6 separate regions of the Homo sapiens genome follow, and regions 1, 2, 3, 4 and 6 are each linked to region 5. Evidence: chromatin contacts called from ENCODE Hi-C or POLR2A ChIA-PET data. All regions are on one chromosome and are shown on one strand. Each heading gives the region's core, a stretch centred on a gene start or an enhancer-like site at or near the end of the contact. The rest is flanking DNA. Distances are from core to core; before and after follow the strand shown.

Evidence for each region. A loop is a pair of places that touch in the nucleus more often than their neighbours do. ChIA-PET counts read pairs that join two places held with the same protein, here RNA polymerase II (POLR2A). Pooled maps may share reads with other maps.
Region 1: a map of B cell shows a loop between it and region 5 (16-fold over the local background). The contact joins the promoter of DACT3 here to the promoter of ZC3H4 in region 5. A Hi-C loop is called at or near these places in 1 of 168 maps with a recorded cell type or tissue (B cell), 2 of 37 single-sample maps with no recorded cell type and 11 of 50 pooled maps. POLR2A ChIA-PET finds 5 or more read pairs at or near these places in 5 of 52 experiments (HCT116, HepG2, PC-9 and 2 more).
Region 2: a loop to region 5 is called in a pooled map, with 3 times the contacts of the local background. The contact joins the enhancer-like site here to the promoter of ZC3H4 in region 5. A Hi-C loop is called at or near these places in 1 of 50 pooled maps. POLR2A ChIA-PET finds 5 or more read pairs at or near these places in 3 of 52 experiments (RWPE1, WTC11 and activated B cell).
Region 3: a map of B cell shows a loop between it and region 5 (27-fold over the local background). The contact joins the enhancer-like site here to the promoter of ZC3H4 in region 5. A Hi-C loop is called at or near these places in 2 of 168 maps with a recorded cell type or tissue (B cell and transverse colon), 3 of 37 single-sample maps with no recorded cell type and 6 of 50 pooled maps. POLR2A ChIA-PET finds 5 or more read pairs at or near these places in 8 of 52 experiments (A549, A673, GM10248 and 5 more).
Region 4: a pooled map shows a loop between it and region 5 (7-fold over the local background). The contact joins the promoter of NAPA-AS1 here to the promoter of ZC3H4 in region 5. A Hi-C loop is called at or near these places in 1 of 37 single-sample maps with no recorded cell type and 7 of 50 pooled maps. POLR2A ChIA-PET finds 5 or more read pairs at or near these places in 3 of 52 experiments (CD4-positive, alpha-beta T cell, H1 and activated B cell).
Region 6: a map of B cell shows a loop between it and region 5 (5-fold over the local background). The contact joins the promoter of BICRA-AS2 here to the promoter of ZC3H4 in region 5. A Hi-C loop is called at or near these places in 2 of 168 maps with a recorded cell type or tissue (B cell and naive thymus-derived CD4-positive, alpha-beta T cell), 12 of 37 single-sample maps with no recorded cell type and 13 of 50 pooled maps.

The regions. Positions count from the first base shown.
Region 1 is chr19:46,659,483-46,662,988 of GRCh38, reverse strand. DACT3 (dishevelled binding antagonist of beta catenin 3) reads left to right here and starts at 1,807. Exons shown (of 4, transcript NM_145056.3): 1 at 1,807-2,173. The coding sequence starts at 1,925. DACT3-AS1 (DACT3 antisense RNA 1) reads right to left here and starts at 2,625. Exons shown (of 3, transcript NR_040042.1): 1 at 2,581-2,625. RefSeq lists silencers at 1,430-1,549, 1,760-2,009.
Region 2 is chr19:47,445,811-47,448,962 of GRCh38, reverse strand. SLC8A2 (solute carrier family 8 member A2) reads left to right here. Exons shown (of 10, transcript NM_015063.3): 4 at 732-1,154. Among named protein-coding and RNA genes, the nearest start is that of SLC8A2, 25 kb to the left of the region's middle. RefSeq lists silencers at 1,427-1,496, 2,703-2,752 and an enhancer at 1,391-2,316. Within about 2 kb of position 1,767, at least 2 of the 41 ENCODE cell types and tissues checked have a DNase peak (open chromatin) inside an H3K27ac peak, as active enhancers do.
Region 3 is chr19:46,819,382-46,822,955 of GRCh38, reverse strand. No RefSeq gene overlaps it. Among named protein-coding and RNA genes, the nearest start is that of SNAR-E, 9.5 kb to the left of the region's middle. RefSeq lists enhancers at 1,037-1,096, 1,267-1,386. Within about 2 kb of position 1,400, at least 11 of the 41 ENCODE cell types and tissues checked have a DNase peak (open chromatin) inside an H3K27ac peak, as active enhancers do; they include B cell and transverse colon, where a contact is called at or near this core.
Region 4 is chr19:47,482,878-47,486,445 of GRCh38, reverse strand. NAPA-AS1 (NAPA antisense RNA 1) reads right to left here and starts at 2,164. Exons shown (of 4, transcript NR_038452.1): 1 at 1,922-2,164. KPTN (kaptin, actin binding protein) reads left to right here and starts at 2,227. Exons shown (of 12, transcript NM_007059.4): 1 at 2,227-2,511; 2 at 2,862-2,944; 3 at 3,067-3,151; 4 at 3,231-3,285. The coding sequence starts at 2,286. It also overlaps a transcript of NAPA not described here. RefSeq lists enhancers at 1,853-1,982, 2,013-2,302.
Region 5 is chr19:47,111,944-47,115,248 of GRCh38, reverse strand. ZC3H4 (zinc finger CCCH-type containing 4) reads left to right here and starts at 1,473. Exons shown (of 15, transcript NM_015168.2): 1 at 1,473-1,529; 2 at 2,660-2,825. The coding sequence starts at 2,665. RefSeq lists enhancers at 1,331-1,560, 1,801-1,960, 1,840-2,567, 2,568-3,296 and silencers at 2,371-2,460, 2,711-3,200.
Region 6 is chr19:47,607,222-47,610,697 of GRCh38, reverse strand. BICRA-AS2 (BICRA antisense RNA 2) reads left to right here and starts at 2,069. Exons shown (of 1, transcript NR_186352.1): 1 at 2,069-2,825. It overlaps BICRA (BRD4 interacting chromatin remodeling complex associated protein), which reads right to left and starts at 1,564. Exons shown (of 15, transcript NM_001394372.1): 1 at 1,530-1,564. RefSeq lists silencers at 1,380-1,449, 1,520-1,569, 1,630-1,679, 1,790-2,169, 2,230-2,309 and 4 more.

The DNA.
Region 1 (3,506 bases), core at 558-3,057, 450 kb after region 5:
ACAGATGGGGTTTCGCCATGTTGGCCAGGCTGATCTGAACTCCTGAACTCAGGTGATCTGCCCGCCTCAGCCTCCCAAAGTACTGGGATTACAGACGTGAGCCACTGCGCCTGGCTGATTCTCCAGAAATCTTTTGGCATCATCATTAATAAAAGCATCAAGAAGTCAAAAAGGAAATCAAGTGATCCTCCCGCCTCAGCCTCCCAAGTAGCTGGGGCTACAGGTGTGCACCACCACACCCGACTAATTTTCTAAGTCTATTTTGAACAAGAGGAAGACTGAATAAAGGTTGTCTCTAATAAATTTCAAGACATTTCCCCCCGGAAACTTACTAGATTAGTTTTTAAACTTATTTGTCAAACCCTTCTGTGGCTCTTAATCCATGGAAGACACTGCTCCAAGTACCTAATACATTTCATTGAATCCTCAGAACAACTGTATGAGGCAGCCAGTATTATGATCCCGTGATCAGATGAAGAAACGGTGGCACAGAGAGGTTAAGTAAGTTTTCCAAGGTCACACAGCTGGAAAGTGACAGATCTGTGACTCACCCCGAGGAAGTCTGGCTCCTGGAGACTTTGCTGTCTATCGCCACTATCAATTTCTCTCCATCTCACCACCAGAAGGTCACTTCGTGCACGGGGAATCATAAAAGAGGGAATTTCTTGTATGATCTTCTGGGCCTTGGCTTTTAGGGAGCCAAGGTCTGTCTGAGAGATGAGTATGAATATTAGAGCTAGGTCTTGGAAGTTGGTAGAGGCAGGCTCGGCGTAGTGATACAGATTGGCCGCCTGAGGGTGCCCCAGCCCTGCTTGCGGAGCCTGGAGAGACAGCAGGAAGCCTTGGAAACGAATGTCAGGCTCAGACTCCTAGGACCAGAGAACGTTGAGAATAGAGCATCATAGAAGGCTGAGAACAAAGCCCCTTAGAACGTAGAACAAAGGCCCCTGGAATGGAAGAATGATGAGCACACATCCTCCTAGCACCTGGGAGACAAAAGCTGCTTAGACTCTCTTCTGGTCAAAGCATAGAATCTTCCACCCAGGGTCTTATAATTCCAGAATTTGGAATGCAATCGATCTTAGACTCTTAGCAGCAAGACCGGCTACATATTTGGCCTAGTGCAAAGTGAAAATAAGGGGCCCCTTGCTCAAAAACTAAAAATTTCAAGACAGAAATTGCAGAACATTCAACCAAGCGCGAAGACCCTTCTAAGTGGATTCCAAGCCGGTGAAGCCGGCCCTAAGTAGAAACAATTTCATCGGAGGACGTCCGTCTGGTTTTACAGCTGAGTGTCTGGGAAGGCTTCTTGGAAGAGGAGGCGAAGTCAGGGCTCGACCCCCTAACCCTTTTCTCCCCCTGCGCAGCCTCAGAAGCTGAAGGTTGGGCGGGGTGGAGGGGTAGGAGCAGCTGCCAAACTGTCACGTGTACCCATTCCCTATTTATAGATCACCCTTCCCCTCGCGCCGGACAGTCCAATGGTAGCCAGCGCTCGCCCGCAAGAGGGTGGAACCTGCTGCAGGACCGGCCAGGCACAGACCAATGGCATTGAAGCAAGGGCGGGCTTGTTTCATTGTGACGCGTGGGGGGGCGTGGCCAGGGCCCCGAGGCAGTTGCACGGAGGGGGCGTGGCGAGCGGAGTGAGTAGGCAGTTGCGAGCATGCGTCGTGTTGGGCGGTGCGGTTGCACGCCCGAGAGTCTTCGTCAGGAAGCTTATTCGCCAATAGGCGGCTGTTGCTCGGTCGCCGGGGGCGTGGCCATGCAGATAAGGCGCGGGTGGGCGGCCCAATGGGCGGGCGCCTATGCAGATGAGACGGTGACAGCCCGGCCAGCGGGCGGGCGGGCAGGCTGCTGGGGCGGGGAGGTGGGACCGGGAGAGGGGTGGCCGCGGGGCCCGGCCGGGCTGGGGCGGGGGGCCGCAGCCATGATCCGGGCCTTCTCGTTCCCGGTGAGCCCTGAGCGGGGCCGGCTGCGGGGCTGGCTGGAGGGTAGCCTGGCCGGGCTCTGCGAGTTACATTGGCTCCGGGAGAGGCAGGAGTACCGCGTGCAGCAGGCGCTGCGGCTGGCCCAGCCCGGAATGGGGGGCGCCGAGGCCGAGGACGAGGAGGACGCCGATGAGGATGAAGATGCGGCGGCGGCGCGCCGGGCCGCAGCGGCCCTGGAGGAGCAGCTGGTAAGGGGCTGCCTGTCCGTCCGTCCCTCCACCCCCGTCTGTGTCTGTCTGTCTCGGTTGGATGCTCAGACACCGGGCGGGGGTTGGGGACCCGGGTAGGCAGGGAGTGAGAAAGGACAGGGGGTGGGGCTGGCGACCCCGGAGTTCCGGCGGCGGGCCGGACCTGGCCTCCCCGCCCCCAAATCGGGGGAGGGGGAACTGCATCGCCCCCACTGGGGCCTCGTGAGAAACACAGGCCCTGTCTCTTACACCCCTTCCCCAAAGAAAATCCTTGTGGGCGCCAAGTATGTGTCAAACCCGAGACCGGGTACTTTGCAGGCGTTGTCTTCTTGCGGCTTGGGAAACGGGGTGATAGTCCCCATTTAACAGAGAAACAAATTGAGGCTCAGAGAGAGCAAGCGACTCACCCAAGGTGACACAGCCAGGCTCCAAACATGCCCTTCTCTGGGCCCCGCCACCAGGGCTCCATCTTCCCTAAGTCCTGGTGTGCTTGGAGATCTCTGGAGGGGGCGGGGTGGGAGGAGGGGAATCTCAGGGCCTCCAGAGGGAGGGACCACTGCTGAGAGGAAGCTCACAGTCCCTGAGGACCCCCCACTGGGATCTTGACCCTTTGGTGACACTTCCCCTGCTTCCTACCTGGCCCCAGCTCTCCTTGACCCAAGGGGAGGCAGGTCGAGGCAGCGCCTGGGGGAGACTTCTGGACTCTGGGTGTTCTCATGGTGGAAGATGGGCAGAGGTCTCCGGAATGACTTGAGGACGCCCCATGCCTCTCCCCTTTCTATGTCATTCCTTGAGTCTCCCGATCTCGTCCTGGGTTCTGTCACTCTCTCCGTCCTGCCACATCCCTGTGACTTTCTGTGTCTGCTTCTCTTTCTTCATCCTGTCTCTCTGTCTCTGTGATCTCTGTGTCCCTCTGCATCTGTCTCCTTGGCCTTCCCTTCCTGCCTGTCTGCACCTCGCTCTCTTCTTCTTGCCCGACGTCCCAGGCTCAGTCTGTCTTCCCCTCCCCCCAGCCCGCACACCCTGGCTCCACGGCAGATCCCCATCCCCAAGCCTGTGTGTGGCCAGAGCTTCCCGTTTCGGGAAACCTGAGCCGAGGTGGCAGTGGAGGGGGCTCTCCCCGCCGCTGACCTCGACCGCCCCCTCCCCAGATGGGGAGTGGGGAGGAAGACTGAAGCCAGGCTCCCGGGGCTGCACGCCCGGCCCCTCCCCCTCTCAGGAGTGGGACCCCCCTGCACATTCTTTTCTGGAAACAGAAACAGCTGTGGGAGGCCCCACCCCCTCCCAAAGTTAGAGACGGATTGTGGGGGCCTTCGCTAGCTCCCCCCACCCC
Region 2 (3,152 bases), core at 518-3,017, 330 kb before region 5:
ACCCTGTGAGGACAGGGCCTGGTTACTGCTGTGTCCCCAGCACCACTCGGCACAAGGCACACAACGGGTGCCCTTAGGAGTGTTTGTTGAATGAATGAGTGATGCCAAGTTAAGGTGTATGGACTTCCTCTTGGGGGCATCTGGGAAGGGTTTTTATCAGAGGAATGACAGAGTCCTTTCTGGGTCCTATATCCCTGCCACTTAAAATGTGACCAGGACATCCCCTGGAGCTCGTTAGAAATGCGATTCTAGAAACCCGGGAGCTTCTAAACCAGAATCTGCATTTTCACAAGCTCCACCAGGGGATTCATATGCATATTAAGGTTTGAGAAGCAGGGATGTAGAACACCCCAGGCTCCCTCTCAACTCTTGGACTTTGCATGTGCTGTTCCTTCTGCCTGGAGTATGCCCACCTGCTAATGCCTCCTCCAGGAAGCCTGCCCTGATCTCAACCTTATCATTACCTGTTTAATTCCCACCTTCTGCTCTTCACGAGTTCCACGCGGGGAGGGGCCCACTCTGTCTTGTTCCCGCTCTGCAGCCCTTCCTCCAGGACGCCCACCCCGATTCACCCTCAGTATTACTTGTTTAATGCCTGTCGACCCTCATACTTGGGAGTTCTTCTATGGCACCTACGTCTCCTCTGGGAAGCACGTCCAGACTCCCCCCGTACAACACACAGCCGATGACCGACCCTCACCCCGCTCTTCCCCCTCCCCACCCCGCCGCAGCGAGGGCACGCTGGTGTTCAAACCAGGCGAGACGCAGAAGGAGCTGCGCATCGGCATCATCGACGACGACATCTTCGAGGAGGACGAGCATTTCTTCGTGCGGCTGCTGAACCTGCGCGTGGGCGACGCGCAGGGCATGTTCGAGCCGGACGGCGGCGGGCGGCCCAAGGGGCGGCTGGTGGCGCCGCTGCTGGCCACCGTCACCATCCTGGACGACGACCACGCAGGCATCTTCTCCTTCCAGGACCGCCTGCTGCACGTGAGCGAGTGCATGGGCACCGTGGACGTGCGCGTCGTGCGCAGCTCGGGCGCGCGCGGCACCGTGCGCCTTCCCTACCGCACGGTGGACGGCACGGCGCGCGGCGGCGGCGTGCACTACGAGGACGCGTGCGGAGAGCTGGAGTTTGGCGACGACGAGACCATGTGAGCACGCCCGAGGCGGCCCGGAGAGGGGCGGGGCTTCGGAATGGGCGAGGCCTGATGTGGCTCAGGGGCGGGGCCTGGGTGAGCCATGCCCACATAGTGGGCGGGTCTTGGTTGGGCCTCGGGAGGGGAGGGGCCTGCGTGGCCGTGCCCGCAACGTGGGCGGGGCCTGTGACCCATGCCCACGACGTGGGCGGGGCTTCACTGAACAGCTGGGCCCTCAGGAGGAGAGGGGCCTGAGTGAATCGTTCTCCAAAGTGGGCTTGGCCTCGGGAGGGGCGGGGCCTAGGTGTGCTGTGTCTACCACGTGGGCGGGGCCTGGTGGGGTTGTGACTGTGAAATGAAGAGGCGAGGCCTAGAAGGGTGGCCGGACAGGTGAGAAGAGGGCCCCAAGGAGGAAGGGGGGACGAGGTGAGGAGAGATGGGACGGGGCCTGGGGAGAGCGGTGTGGGGCCTTAATTGGTAGCTCGTGGAGTGTGTGCTGAAGAGTACCCAGGGAGATGTGGGGAGAGGCTTGTGGAGATGAGACGCTGTCGGTGGCTGTGGAGAGGGGGCGGGTCCAGGGCGATAGGTGGGGTCTGGGTTTGGACATACGACATCAGGAAATGGGAAAATGGATGTGGGCTGCGGAAGAAGGCGGGGCCTAACAAGATGGGTGGGGCCTGGGCGCGCGGAGCTAGGGAAGGGGTGGGGCTTCTGGGTATGAGGAAGAACCTGGGGAAATAGCGGGGCACCTAACGCGAATCTGGGCGAGGATTTGGGAAAAGATGGTGCTGGAATCTGGGGGCCTGGGAAGGCAGGGCAGGGCCTGGGGAGACACTGGGGAGCCTGAGGGCTGGGATTTAGGAAAATGGGGTCTGGGGAGGTGGGCTGGCTGGATACACTCAGACACACACATGTAGACAGACGTTTACAGATTGGACACAAAGCCATTTATACGCACCACACACACATAGACACACACGGCAGGGCCAGGCGTGGTGGTCAACACCTGTAATCCCAGCGCTTTGGGAGGACGAAGCAGGAGGATCATTTGAGGCCAGGAGTTTGAGAGCAACCTGGGCAACATAGCAAGACTCCTACTCTAAAAATAATTTTTCTAATTAGTGGTGGCGCATGTCTGTAGTGCCAGCACTTTAGGAAACTGAGGCGGGAGGATGGCATGAGCCTTGGAGTTGGAGATCAGCCTCTACTCTGCTAAAAATTGTTTAAAATTAGCTGGGCATGGTGGTGTGCACTTGTAGTCCCAGCTACTTGGGAAGCCAAAGCAGGAAGATGGCTTGAGCCCACGAGTTAGGTGCTGTAGTGAGCTGTGATCACCCACTGCACTCCAGCCTGGGCGACACAGTGAGACCCTGTCTCAAAAAAAGAAAAAAAACACGCAGACACACATAAAATCACGGACACGTACACTAAATTATTAAGTCAGGGCTGTTCTCACGCCCAGATCCCTGGCCACCCCTTACACAGGTGACCGAGTGTCCCCCAATGTGTGCCTGAAGCCTCACATTCCCCCACCCCCCTGCCCAGGATGCAGGCAGCGCCTGCCCCTCCTCTGCCCGCTCTCTTCCGCCCCCGCATGCCCGTCTGTCTCCCTCCTCCGTGCCGCCCACGCGCCTCCTACTCAAGCGGAGTCCCCACCGCGCTCCCCCTCCCTCCTCCTCCCAGCCTCTGCGCTTCCGCCTCGGGCAGCACTCAGCTTCTCACTGCTCTCGCTGTCTCTCCGTCTCTCCCTCTGCATCTCTGCATCTCTCACTCCCTGGGCTGTCTCTCTCTGGGTCTCTGCGTCTCTGTTCATCTGCAGCTGTCTGTCCCCAGCACCTCGCTCTCTGACTCAGCTTATATTTCAGGCACACTCCACACCTTTCCTTCTCTCTCTCTGTCTGGCTTGGTCTCTGTCTGAGGGTTGTTGAGAACTTGGGTTGGGGGCTGCGAGAGGCACCATCCCAGACCCCTCTCTCACACCAAGAGATGGGGGAATGGAGAGTTTTCTTTCTG
Region 3 (3,574 bases), core at 151-2,650, 290 kb after region 5:
GCTCACTGCAACCTCTGCCTCCCAGGTTCAAGTAATTCTCGTGCCTCAGCCTCCCCAGTAGCTGGGATTACAGGCGTGTGCCACTATGCCTGGCTAATTTTTGTATTTTTAGTAAAGATGGGGTTTCACCGTGTTGGTGAGGCTGGTCTCAAACTCCTGACCTCAAGTGATCTGCCCACTTTGGCCTCCCAAAGTGCTGGGATTACAAGCGTGAGCCACCGTGGCCAGCCATAAAATTTTTTTTTTATTATAAAATATCTGGGCTTTTTTTGTTTTTTGTTTTTTAGTTGGGGCCTTGCTCTGTCACTCAGGCTGGAGTGCAGTGGTGCAATCTCAGCTCACTGCAGCCTCCGCCTCCTGGGCTCAAGTGATCCTCCTGTTACGGGATCTTTGGGGTGTTGCTTTTCTGGCCAGAAACCTCTGTGGCTGCAGTGCCTTTGCCCAAGTTCTTGTCCTGTGTCCAGGAAGAATGAGGTACACAGACAAGTGAAGGGTGAAGAAGATGAATAGGAGCTTTATTTAGTCTTAGAACAGCTCAGAGGAGACCGTCAGTGGGCAGCTCCTCTCAGTAGGCAGGTCACCCCATCGAGTGTTCAGCTCTCAGCAGAGATGAGGCCCTGAAGAGGGTGGTTCCTCTCGGCAGGCAGGTCATGTAGGCGTCTCTGCAGGTCTCTGAAGCTCTCAGTAGAGAGGGTAGCTCCTCTGTGCAGGTGGTAATCCCATTGTCTCTCTGTCCTCTGCCCTCTGCCCTGCTCTGGTGGAGCCTGGGGCTTTTATGGACCTCAGAGAGGAGGAAGTACGTGCTGGTTGGTCCATGGGCTGCCATGCGTGGGCCCAGAGGAGGTACAAGTCCCCACTCTTGTCTGTGGGGTTGGCAGCCTGGCCCCCAGCCTTCAGGCCCTCCCTGGCAAGAAGGTGGGGCCTTACTAGGGACCCCCCACCAACTTCTGCCCAGGAATCCGTCTGCCTCCTGCTGCCATTCATGGCCCCAGGACTGGACCCCAACCCCGATCCCAGATCAGAGCTGGCGCTGGGAGAGAAGAGAGGCCAGGCAGCAGGAGAAGACACCCAGCAGTCTGCAGAGATTGGGGGGGCCTTCCCGGCCTCTGAGAGTGCAGGCTGCAGAGAGGCCCAGGTCCTCAGCCTCAGAGGGCGGCCACAGCTGCATCCGGGGAGCTCCTGCCCTGCCAACTCGGAAGGGGTGGGGCTCCCACTTGTCCCCGGCTCTTGCTCACTCTGTGGAGCTGGAGGCCTAGGTTGGCAGCCATGGGGGCAGCTGCAGCTGCACCCGGGAGGGCAGACCCTACCTACTTCTGGCCCCTGCAAGAGCACAGGAAGGCTCAATCCACAGTGGCGGTTTGGGCGGCTGCAGTGGCATCTGGGGAACTCCCACCACAGCTCAGAAGGGGCAGGGCTTCCACCGGCTCCATGGAGTGTGTAGCCCCAGCCGCACCTCCCTGCTGCAGCCGGTGTAATGACAGCAGCCACTGCCATCACTCCTGCCTCAGTCTCACTAGTAGCTGGGACTACAGGCGTGCACCACCACGCTAGGCTGATTTTTAAAATTTTTAGCAGAGACAGGGGTCTCCCTATGTTGCGCAGGCTGGTCTCGAACTACTGAGCTCCAGCTCGGCCTCCTGCCTCAGCCTCCCAAAGTGCTGGGATTACAGGTGTGAGCCACTGCGCCAGGCCTAAAATAATTGTTTTGGTTTTTCTTTTTGTTTGAGACAGTTGTCTTCTGTTCTGCACACGCAGCAGGAAATTGGATCTCTACCTCACAGCATACTCAAAAGAGTTGAAATATAACCTATTTGTAGTTATCAGCGACCTGGGTGAAGACACACCTGGCAGAAGGGTGTGGTAGCCTCATTAAACATGAGTGAGAATGAATTCCAGGTGGAGATGGGAGAGATGATTTATTTGCTAGCTGGGGAAAGAAGAGGCAGGCCCAGCCCAGAGGGAGAATGAGAGGCGGAAGATGACATTCGCTGCATGCCTGACACCTGCCTGAAGTTAACCAGGGTCAGCCCGGCCTTTCCTCCCCCGGGATGTCTCCAACTCGGCTGACAACATCCACTTTAATTAATACAGCACAGCAGGACACTTCCTGTGTACAGCTACACGCTAAGGGCCAGGAGTAGCCTAATGTCCTTGAGCCCCAGAGAAACCATCGTGTGTTCAAGCATGCTGTCTGGAAACTTAGAAAGGGCTCATGACTCCTCTCTGCTTTCACACCCCACATCCCATCCAGGGGAAATCCTGTTGACCTTCAAAATGCACCCGAAGTCGGACCCCCCAAAGGCTGGACGCCGTGGCTCACGCCTGTAATCCCAGTACTTTGGGAGGCCTAGGCAGGCGGATCACCTGAGGTCAGGAGTTCGATATCAGCCTGGCCAACATGGTGAAACCCCGTCTCTACTAAAAAATACAAAATTAGCCAGGTGTGGTGGCACACGCCTGTAATCCCAGCTACTCGGAAGGCTAAGACAGGAGAATCGCTTGAAGCTGGGAGATGGAGGCTGCAGTGAGCCGTGATCGCACCATTGCACTCCAGCCTGGACAAGACACAGCGAGACTCCACCTCAAAACAAAAACAAAAACAAAAACAAAAACAAAAACAAAGTCTGAACCCCCAGAGCTAGTCTAGCCATGATCATTTCTCACCTGGAAAATTGCAGTCACCTCCTCGCTGCTTCTGCCCTTGTCCCCAACAGAAAGGTCCCCATATGGCAGCAGAATCCTTTGACAGAAGTGACATGATGTCATTCTCCTCCTCAAATCCCTTCTGTGGCTCCTGCCACACTCACTAAAAGACAACATCTTCACCATGACTCACCAGCTCCCTGTTCTCTGTCTGACCTCATCTTCCACCCGCTCTTCCTCTGTTCCATGCAGACTGTGACTGGCTTTTTTTGTTTTTTTTTTTTTTTGAGACGAAGTCTCGCTCTGTCACCCAGCCTGGAGTGCAGTGCCGTGATCACGGCCCACTGCAACCTCTGCCTCCCGGGTTCAAGTGATTCTCCTGCCTCAGTCTCGCCTCCTGAATAGCTGGGATTACAGACGCCCACCACTACTACACCCAGCTGATTTTTTTTTGTATTTTAGTAGAGACGGGGTTTCTCCATGTTGGCCAGGCTGGTCTTGAACTCCTGACCTCAGGTGATCCGCCTGCCTCGGCCTCCCAAAGTGCTGGGATTACAAGGGTGAGCTACCGTGCACAGCCAAGGGTATTGGTTTCTTATTGCTCCTGTAACAAATGACCATACACTTAGTGGCTCCATAGGAGACAGATTTATTTACTACCTTACTGTTCTGGAGGTTTTTTTTTTTTTTTTTTTTTACCACAGGGTCTGGCTCTATGATGCAGGCTGGAGTGCAGTGGCCTGATCATGGCTCACTGCAGCCTCAGCCTCCTGGGCTCAAGCAGTTCTCCTGTCACAGCCTCCCAAGTAGCTGAGACTACAGGTGTGTGCCACCATGCCCGGCTAATTTTAAAAAATTTTTTGTAGAGACTCTTCCTATGTTGCCCAGGCTGGTCTCCAACTCCTGGGCTCAAGCGATCTTCCTGCCTCGG
Region 4 (3,568 bases), core at 915-3,414, 370 kb before region 5:
AAAAGTATCCAGACTGGGGCCGCACTCTGATAAATTGTGGTTTGACTGAGGTTTCCTACCCTTTGGGGGTTTTTGGGTTTGTTTTTTTTTTGAGACAGAGTCTCGCTCTATCGCCCAGGCTGGAGTGCAGTGGTGCGATCTTGGTTCACTGCAACCTCTGCCTCCCGGGTTCAAGCGATTCTCCTGCCTCAGTCTCCCGAGTAGCTGGGATTACAAGCGTGCGCCACCACGCCCAGCTAATTTTTGTATTTTTAGCAGAGACAGCGTTTCACCATGTTGGCCAGGCTGGTCTCAAACTCCTGACCTCAGTTGATCCGCCTGCCTCAGCTTCCAAAGTTCTGGAATTACAGGCATGAGCCACCAGGCCCGGCCTGTTTTGGTTTGTTTTGTTAAAACTTCATAGGCAGTTCAAGTGTGCAGCTAGGATTGGAAACCTCTTAACAGGATGATTCCTTCCTAACCTGTAACTTCATTTTTTCATTCATCCGCTCAACATGTGGCTTATAGGTTACTAGGGCGGGAAGACGCCTGAAGGAAACGCACTGCTGAAGTGGCACTAGACCCACGTGCCACTCCCTCAGCGAATATTCACTAAGCACCTGCTGCATGCCAGGCCCTGGGAATACAGCAGCACTGACGGCATTCCCAGACTGCCCTCCAGGAACTTCTACTCTCCACATCCAGAAATCTGGAATCATCACAAATTCCTTGCCACCTCCGTTATCCAGTCTGCCTTTGAGAACTTTCCATCATGTAAGAGCTGTCTCTTACATGCTCAGCACATAGTTTGTGATTTTTGACACATATTTTCTGAATGCCTGCTTTGTGTCAGGCCTTGTGTTCCAGGTACAGGCGATAAGGCCGTGATCAAGGGAGATCAGCCTGCTGCCTTCATGGAGCTTGCAGTCTGTGTGTGCTCGAGGTGTCCAGGACAGCTGGCCAACCCATGTCTTCTGGAAATGATACACAGATGTGCACATAGTACCCAAACCTCCATGGCCTTCTAGGGACAAAGCAGCACAGACAGGAACCCCTGAAGGCCCCAGAGTCGGAAACACCTGGTTTACATCCTGTCCCCACCACTTGCTAGCATATCAGTCAGTGGACTTACTCTTTCTGAGCCTCCATTTGATTCTCTCTAAACTGGGATAATAAACCTCTTTGTAGAGGTTTCTTTCTTGCAAAGATTAGTGAGACAGATTTGCAAAGGACGTCCGGGCACATAGTAAAAGCTCAATGAATCCTGAATAAGTGAACCGGCAGGGAGGGTAACAGTAGGCCCTTGCAGAACAGTTGTAAGGAATCAGATTATCAGAGCCAGCATGACTGTCACCAAGTAGGTGTTCGATAAAGGAGGTGGTTATTATAGCTGGATCATTTTTCCTTGGGGGCAAGAAGAATGTATTAATTATTTTAAAGGTGATACTGTTAAGATTATGAACTATAGGCCGGGCAAGGGGGCTCACGCCTATAATCCTAGCACTTTGGGAGGCCGAGGTGGGCGGATCACCTGAGGTCAGGAGGTCCAGACCAGCCTGGGCAACATGGCGAAACCCCATCTCTACTAAAAATAGAAAAACTAGCCAGGTGTGGTGGCGCCTGTAATCCCAGCTGCTGGGAGGCTGAGGCAGGAGAATCGCTTGAACCCAGGAGGCAGAGGTTGCAGTGAGCCGAGATCGCACCACTGCACTCCAGGGTGACAGAGCAAGACTCCGTCTCAAAAAAAAAAAAAAAAAAAATAGTGAACTGTGGAGTTACCTTGTTTGGTTTCCAGTACTGACCGCTCGTTACTAGCTGTGTGATCTTAGGCAAGTTACTTTACCCCTCTGTGCCTCAATTCCTTCATCTCTAAAATGGATTTAAGTACCTACCTCCACCCCCTTGCGAATTTTTAATAAAGTATTAGATGGAATGCACTTACAGTAGTTCCTGGCACATAAGGGCAATATTAAGTTTTATGATGATGATGATTCGACCTTCCACACAGCATACAGCGAGAGGCCGTGGCCACCACCTCCCATCTCTAGTCACAGACTCCTTATGGCAGCCCCTTGGTCCAGAAATGGAAAGGAGAAGAGAGCGCGGGCGCAGTGGGGCAAAGTCGCCTGGGAGGCCCGAGCAGGCGACCTGGCCGCCATCTTGGGAGAGGGCAACGCCGGCAGCTTCCGTACGTCATCAGCCCGCGCAACGGCCGGGCACCCGGCGGTTCAGGTCGCTTAGAGAGTCGTAGGTTGGGTAGTGCGGGTTGGGGCGGGGGCTGCGGAGAGGGTGCTTAACTGAGGGGCATGATGGGGGAGGCGGCCGTGGCCGCGGGGCCTTGTCCGTTGCGCGAGGACAGCTTCACGCGCTTCTCGTCGCAGAGCAATGTGTACGGGCTGGCAGGCGGCGCCGGCGGGCGCGGGGAGCTGCTGGCCGCCACCCTTAAAGGCAAGGTGCTCGGCTTCCGCTACCAAGACCTCCGACAGAAAATCCGGCCAGTGGCCAAGGAGCTGCAGTTCAACTACATTCCCGGTGGGTGGCGCTATGGTGCTGGGGGGCGGGGGCCTGGAACGTGGTGTTGAGAAGGCTTCTGAGGCTCTGTCTGAGCCGGGTCACCGTGCTGGAAGAATGGGATCAGGTGGTTTTAAGGGGGTCACTGGGATCAGCGGGCAGGCATAGTTGGGGCCCGGATGAGCCTAGGGTTTCAGGATTCTTCAGACTTACAGGTCAGGATCCCTAGTACCCAGGGAACAGAGATCAGGTGATGGTGGTCAGGACTCAGACCAGAGGGCATGATCATTGCGGTAGCCAGAGCTCACCATGTTGGGGAGATTGGAAGCATGAGTCTGCCTGACACTGAACTTAGAACTCTCCCCTCCCAGTGGATGCGGAGATTGTCTCCATCGACACTTTCAACAAGTCACCCCCCAAGCGGGGTCTGGTTGTGGGGATCACGTTCATCAAGGTACCTAGAGCCCCCTCCACCTCCCTTCGCCCTCCTCCTTACACACATGGTGAGTTCCACTGAGCCGCCCCGGATCCCTCCTGCCACCCCTGCCCTCCCCTGAACCCCGTGTCCTCCGCCAGGATTCAGGGGACAAGGGCAGCCCCTTCCTGAACATTTACTGCGACTACGAGCCCGGCTCTGAGTACAACCTTGACTCTATTGCCCGTGAGTGAGGCGTGGACGGGAGGAGGGAGAGAGTCCCCAGCAGGTCCCCCATGCTAACCTGCCTGTGCCCTGCCTACAGAGAGCTGCCTGAACCTGGAGCTCCAGTTCACTCCGTTCCAGCTGTGCCATGCGGAGTGAGTGTCCCCTGCGCATCGACGCCCACTCCACTGTAAATGTAGAAACCCTGGCTTCTCGAACCCCTTCTTTACTTACAGACCCCTGTAGTCTGTTTCCCCTTCTGGAAAATAAAGAGGTTGTACTAGATTAGGGATTGAAAACTAAAATGCCAGCCGGGCACGGTGGCTCACACCTGTAATCCCAGCACTTTGAGAGGCTGAGGCAGACGGATCACCTGAGGTCAGGAGTTTGAGACCAGCCTGGCCAACATGGCGAAACCCCGTCTCTACTAAAAATACA
Region 5 (3,305 bases), core at 224-2,723:
CCAGGCTGATCTCAAACTCCTGACCTCAAGTGATCCGCCAGCCTCGGCCTCCCAAAGTGTTGGGATTATGGGTGTGTGCCACCACGCCCCGCTGCCAGCTGGAACATTTAAAAAACAGTAGGATCCGCTGGGCGCGGTGGCTGACGCCCGTAATCCCAGCACTTTGAGAGGCCGAGGCGGGCGGATCACGAGGTCAGGAGATCAAGACCATCCTGGCTAACGCGGTGAAACGCCGTCTCTACTAAAAATACAAAAAATCAGCTGGGCGTGGTGGCGGGCGCCTGTAGTCCCAGCTACTTGGGAGGCTGAGGCAGGAGAATGGCGTGAACCCGGGAGGCGGAGCTTGCAGTGAGCCGAGATCCGCGCCACTGCACTCCAGCCTGGGCGACAGAGCGAGACTCTGCCTCAAAAAAAAAAAAAAAAAAGTAGGATCAATATACCAGGAAGTCACATGGTGCCTCTGTCTCCAGATTTATCACTGTTGACACGGTTTTTCTCTCTTCCTGGAATCTAAGTGGTCTTTGCTTTGTCAGGGCCTGAAATAAGGTATTTCTTTTCTTTTTTTTTTGAGACAAGAGTCTCACTCTGTTGCCCAGGCTGGAGTGCAGTGGCATAATCTCGGCTCACTGCAGCCTCGCGACCTCCCGGGATCGGGCGATTCTCCCTCTTCAACATCCCGAGCAGCTGGGACTACAGGTGTGAGCCATCATGTCCTGCTAATTTTTGTATTTTTAGTAGAGAAGGGGTTTTACCATGTTCGTCAGGCTGGTCTCCAACCCGAGCTCAAGCGATCCGCCCGCCCCGGCATCCCAAAGTGCTAGGATTACAGGCGTGAGCAACATCGCCCCGCCTGAAATAAGGTATTTCTTCTGCCTGGAACCATCTCTTCTTTTTCATGTACCAGCCTAAAAGAACAATTACAAGACCCTCCTCTAACACTCCACCCACCCCCTTTATTCTTTAACTCTGTTTCTCTCCCTTGGGGCATTATCGGTTAAGTTCCATGAAGACAGAAACTGTTCCCATGCTCCATCACAGGGACTGGCACTGTAGAAAGAGCTAACAAGTATTTAAGGAAGATCCCTGGATTCGAGGTTACAGTGAGGTATGATCGTGTCACAGCACTGCAGTCTGGGCGACAGAGCAAGACTCTGTCTCTTAAAAAAAAAATCTTGCTGTGCTTTTTAGAACTAATCCTATGACCGTGAACCGATTACTTAAAACACCGAACTTCAGTCTGCAAATGGGAATAGCAGCAGCTTATGTTAGGACGGTTATGAGGGTCAAAAGATTTTGTTTGTACAGTCTACGACACCGGCCAGTGTTTCTAGCTCTGCTATTTGAGAGCCTTCCATGGGTCCTACACCCCAGGTCCTTAAACTCCCCTGAGGGACTACCAAGCCCCGCCCCTCTCGCATCCAATGATGACATCATCGACTGGGTTGTCGAGTGACGTCACCTCCGGGCTGGCTGGGCTTCATCGCTTCTCCGGAAACCTCCGACTCTCGGCACCTGGCCTCCAGCTTTCGGTTATTTTTTTTTTCCCTCTCCGTAGCCTGAATTCCTTCCCTCCCATTCTCCCACCTAAAACTATTGGCTCTTCCCGCCTTCCTTCAAACTAGCAATTTTCGGTTTTTCCCTCTTGCTCTCCGGCGAATTCCTGAAAGTCGTTTATTCTCCCCTTCAGCCCCGCCCGTTCAGCTCATTCTCTTAATCGCATTACCCTGGCTGCTTTTCTTTCGGCTGTTTCCACCTCCTGCCACCCACCCGGACACCGCTTTCGGCTCTTTCCGGACCGTCTCAGTTTCTCCTCCTTCCCCGGTCCCGATCGGCTTAGGCTATTTATGGCTCCCCTAGGTTTCTCATGCTCTCTCTAGCCCCACCCATATCACCACCTTCAGCTCTTTCTGGCTCTCCCCCGTCGCCTCCTCGCTCCTGCTCAGCTCCTTTCGGCTATTTCCGCCTCCCCTCGGCCTCGCCCTTTGCCTTCGGCTCTTTCCGCCGGCCTTCGGGCAAGCGGTCTCTACCCCTCTCCTGCACGTGACACGGCCTCCGCCTCCGCCTCTCAGTTCCCCCTCCCATCTCACCCTTCCTCCCGCCTCAGCCTCTAGGCTGGTTCGGGCCGAGCCGCCATTTTGTGTCAATTCCTGATTGCGGCGGGGGCCGGGCAGCCGGGGCACCCAGGGCGGGCAGAGAAGGGAGACAGTCGGCCCGTCTCCGCGGCCCGTTCCCTCTCTCCCTCAAATCCTTTTTTTCTTTTTAACCCCCCACCCCCCTCGCTCGCTCTCCTCTTCTCCCCTTACCCTTCGCTTGCTCCATCGCGCGCGGCCCGCGCTAATTACACCCAACCACCCACCAGTGTCCGTGTCTCCCGGGTGTCCCGCCCCCCGGGGGTGCGTGGGGGGGGGGCTCTCGCCCCTATGAGGGCCCCGCGCCAGTGAGCGAGTGACCGCAAGGGTGGGCTGCGGAGAAAGCAGGCGGCGAGCGGCCCTCCGAGGCCTAGGCCGTGCGGCCTACGCGGAGGTCAGCGCAGAGGTGATTCCGAAACCGAAAAAATATATACCCCATTCCCATCAGGAGCCCTCCGAGCTTAAGTGTGCCCCTCCCGCCACGCCCAAGCAGTCCTTTTTCGTGCATTAACATCCCCTCCCCCCCAAAGGAACTATGGAGGCCGCGCCCGGGACCCCCCCGCCGCCGCCATCAGAGTCGCCGCCGCCGCCATCGCCGCCGCCGCCATCAACGCCTTCGCCTCCTCCGTGTTCCCCCGACGCCCGCCCGGCCACCCCGCACCTCCTCCACCACCGCCTCCCGCTCCCTGACGACAGGTCAGGCCCCCGGTTGGGCCGGGGCTGCGTCCCCGGGGGGAGGAAGAGGAGGAGGAGGAAGGGGGGCGGCCGCCATGTTGGGCCGGGCCGCGGAGGAGGAGGAGGAGGAGGAGGAGGAGGAAGGGCGGGGTCGGTGGGTGTCTCTCGATCGCTTGCTCGCTCGCTCTTTCTCGCTTGCTTTCTCTCCCGGCCTCATGCGTTTCCCCCCCCTCGCGGCGCTCGCCCGCTCTCCCTCGCTCTCGCTCTGTCTTTTTTGGGCGCCATGCTGAGGGGAAGGTGAGGAGGCGCCCCTCGGACCCCCCGCGCCCGTCCGCCTGTCCTGGGGAGGGGGCGCCGTGGGGGGTGCTGCGGAGACCCACGGGGGTCCTGGCTGCCCCTGCGCCCGGAGCTGGCAGCTACGGGCCCGCTTGCCCGTCGCCTGGCTTCGGGGAAGGGGATGGGGGAGGGGCTCCGGACCCTTTTTGGGGGGATCTCGAACAA
Region 6 (3,476 bases), core at 820-3,319, 490 kb before region 5:
GCCCTCCGTAAAGAGGTGTAAGAGAAAGGCACCCCTAGATCTGTATTATACTATGGGGTGGGTAGGTAGGTGTGTGTGTGGGGGGGGGGTGACAAAAGGGGACGATGGTCAGGACATGGGCCTGGGCACAGACTGCAGCCCACCAGGATGGGGACACCAGAGAGCTAGGACCTGTCACCTGGGCCTCCCCGGGAGAGCTGACACCGCGGCCTCTGACCCCACCTCCCGGGAAGTTCAGCTGCTCAGAACCACAAAGCAAAACAAAGGGGCGCGGAGAGGAAGAAGCCGCAGTGCCTCCCAATCACCGCCGGCGCCCGAGCCCGAGCCTAGCTCTCCCGCGGCTCCTTGCCCGGTCCTCCCGGCTGGCCGCGCACCAAGGCCCAAGCAGCCCCTGGTCCCTCGTCTCCCCGCGGCCGCCCGTGACAGGAGTCGGGGAAGCAGACGAGGGGCAGCCAGGGATGGGAAAACCAGATGGCTCCATCCCTCCTCCCTCCTCCTCCATCCCTCCCTCCGGGTGCCCGCGGCCTGGCTGCCCTCCGCAGGGGCCCGGGGAGGCCGCAGGCCCAGCTCGTCCGGGCTCACCCCGGGGAAAGGGCTGCCTTTGTCTAAAGGTCACCACCCGAGCGCGGTGCCCCGGCCGGGCCTGGTGCCTCCCGTTCCCAGGCCGAGGGGTAGGAGATGGGGGGCCGCCCCGAACCTCGGGAAGTGACAGGAGGCGCTCACCCCCCCCACCCCCGTAACGGCCCCCTCCGGGATGAGCCTCAGCTGGGGGTGGGGGAGGGGGTCACCTCCCTCTATTGCCGGGGGCTGGGGGTCAAGTCAACTCCTTTCATTGTTTAGGGGCGGTGCGAAGGGGGGAGCCCCGGTGGCCTCCTTCCCCATCCATCCCTCCCCAGCTTTCCAGGGCCCCCCACTGTCCGCGACACCCACGGGAGGGATTTGGGGAGGGGGCGCAGGGGCCGAGCGAGGCGGGGAGATGCAGGCTCTCCGCCTCCGGCCGGGAGATCACCGCCCGCTGCCCGGTGGCCTTCGCCTTCCCCGAAAGGCGGGGAGCGGGGCGAGGGGAGGGGGCCGGGACGGGGAGGGGGTCTCCGCGCCCCTCCCCCCGTGGAACGTTAGGTCTCCTCTCTCCGCCGCTCCATTGTATCCCCGGCAGCCGGCGGGAGGGCCGGGGAGGCACTGGGCGCCGGGTCTGGGCAGGGAAGCCGGTTGGGGGGGGGTCCCCATAGGATCGGGGCGGCGGCGGTGGTGGAAGAGACGCGGGGCTGGGGGTGCCGGTGGCGGTGGGCGCCGAGCAGGAAAAAAAAAAAAAAAAAAAAAAGGAGGCAGCGGGCGCTGCGCCCCGGCTGGGGGGCTGAGTGTGAGAGTGTCGCGGGGGTGGGTTCGGCCCCGGCTCCGGCTCCCCCCACACACACCCTCGCCGCCAACCCCCACTCCCCCCTCGCTTTTGCGCCCTGTCACAGCCCCGACTCGCAGGTAGAGAGAGTTAAGAGATTTAAAGAGAAATTGCTACATTGTGAGAAACTCACCCTGATGTTTGAGCAGCCGTCGGCGCGGGGTCTCCGAGACGGCCCCGCACGGGCTGCAAAGGGAGGACCCAGAAGGGGCCGGCCGGCCGGGCCGGTCAGCGCACTGCCTGATCGCATGGCGGCCGCTCGGCAGCCGCTGCCGGGCCCCCGCCGCCGCCCCGCGCCCAGGCCCGCGCGCCCCGGGCCCGCGCCCGTTCCGGGGAGCGCCCCTCGGGTATGCAAAAAAAAAAAAAATTTTTTTTAATTAAATGCAAACGGAAAAAAAAAAAAAAAAACCTCTCAGGTTTTGTGTTCCGCCCCCCACCCCCTTCCTCCTCCTCCTCCTCCTCCTCTTCCCTCCGCCCTCGCCGGAGGAGGGGCTTCAGGAATCCCCGCCCCGCGTCCGGGCGGACCAGCCCCGGCCCCGCCAGGCCGAGCGGCGGGACCCGGAGCCAATGGGAGGCTGCGGACGTCCGGGGACTGGGCCCTCCGCGCCGGCGCCGCCCCCGCCCCCAGCCCCAGTCCCGGGGGTTCAGGGGCGCGCCTGCTCGAGCTCGGGTGTAGTTTGTCGACTGCCTCGAGCCCTGATCCGGATGCTGGGGCGCGGGGGAGCTGAAGGGATCCGCGCTCCCAGACCGCCGGTCCGGCTGGGGAGGGGGCGCCGTGCGTCCTGGGCGCGTCCCCTGAGGCGGAGGACGGTCGTCCGGCGGGAGGACGCGTCCAGGGGGAGCGCCGCAGGTCCGAAAAGATAGCGGGAGTCGAGGATGAAGGAAATGGAGGGGATGGAGGGGAGTTCCCCCCGGAGGTGGGACCGCGCCGGAGCCCAGAGTTGGAGCCTGACAGGGTGGAAGGCGGCGGGGACTTCGGGGTGACAGGCCGGGACCCCAGGCGTGGCTCGATCACTCACCCTAGCTGGTCTCCGTCGAGCCACGGCGGCGCCGGGGAGGCGGGTCGGGCCTGCCTCGGAGCCTGTCCCCGGCCGCTCTGGCCGCGCTGATGGGATTCCCAGAAGCCCCAGGACGCCGCGGTGGTGTCGGGTCCGTTTCCGCCCCACCAGGCCGTAAACGCCCTGCTGGCGGGACACGGATTCACGCGTTGCCCTTAGCGAGCGCTTGGTGAGCGCCCACTGTGTGCGCTGCGCAGTGCTGGGGGCCCAGTGGGGACACAGAGCCCCCGGACCTGCCCTCCCGATGCTTGCAGCCCAGGGAGATTTATACTTTGTTTTAGTCCCTTCTGCCTCCCCAGTGCCCTAGAAAAGCTCGTGCACACAGTAGGTGAATGCGGGTTGAATAAATGAGTAATCGAGACAGATTGTGATTTTGTTGTTGTTGTGTTATATTTTGTTTTGTTTTGAGACGGAGTTTCGCTCTTTCGCCCAGGCTGGAGTGCAGTGGCACGATCTAGGCTCACCGCAACCTCCGTCCCCTGGGTTCAAGCTATTCTCGGCCTCCCAAAGTGCCCGGCCTCTGTTTTTTTAAGCCTTAACATGTGTTCTAGTATCTTGGCGGTACTACCCATAATATTTACTTCAACGTATTTTTTTTTTTTATAATTTATCGGCCAGGCGCAGTGGCTCACACCTGTAATCCCAACACTTTGGGAGGCCGAGGAGGGTAGATCACCTGAGGTCAGGAGTTCGAGACCAGCCTGGCCAACATGGTGAAACCCCTTCTCTACTAATAATACAAAACTTAGCTGGGTGTGGTGGTGCACGCCTGTAATCCCAGCTGCTTGGGAGGCTGAGGCAGGAGAATCGCTTGAATCCGGAAGGCAGAGGTTGCAGTGAGCCGAGATCACACCATTGCACTCCAGCCTGGGCGACAAGAGGGAAACTCTGTCTCAAAAATAGTAATAATAATAATAATTTATCCAGCCTGGGCAACATAGCGAGACCCTGTCCAAACAAAAATTAGCCCAGCATGGTGGTGTGTGCTTGTACTCCCAGCTACTTGGGAGGCTGAGGCAGGA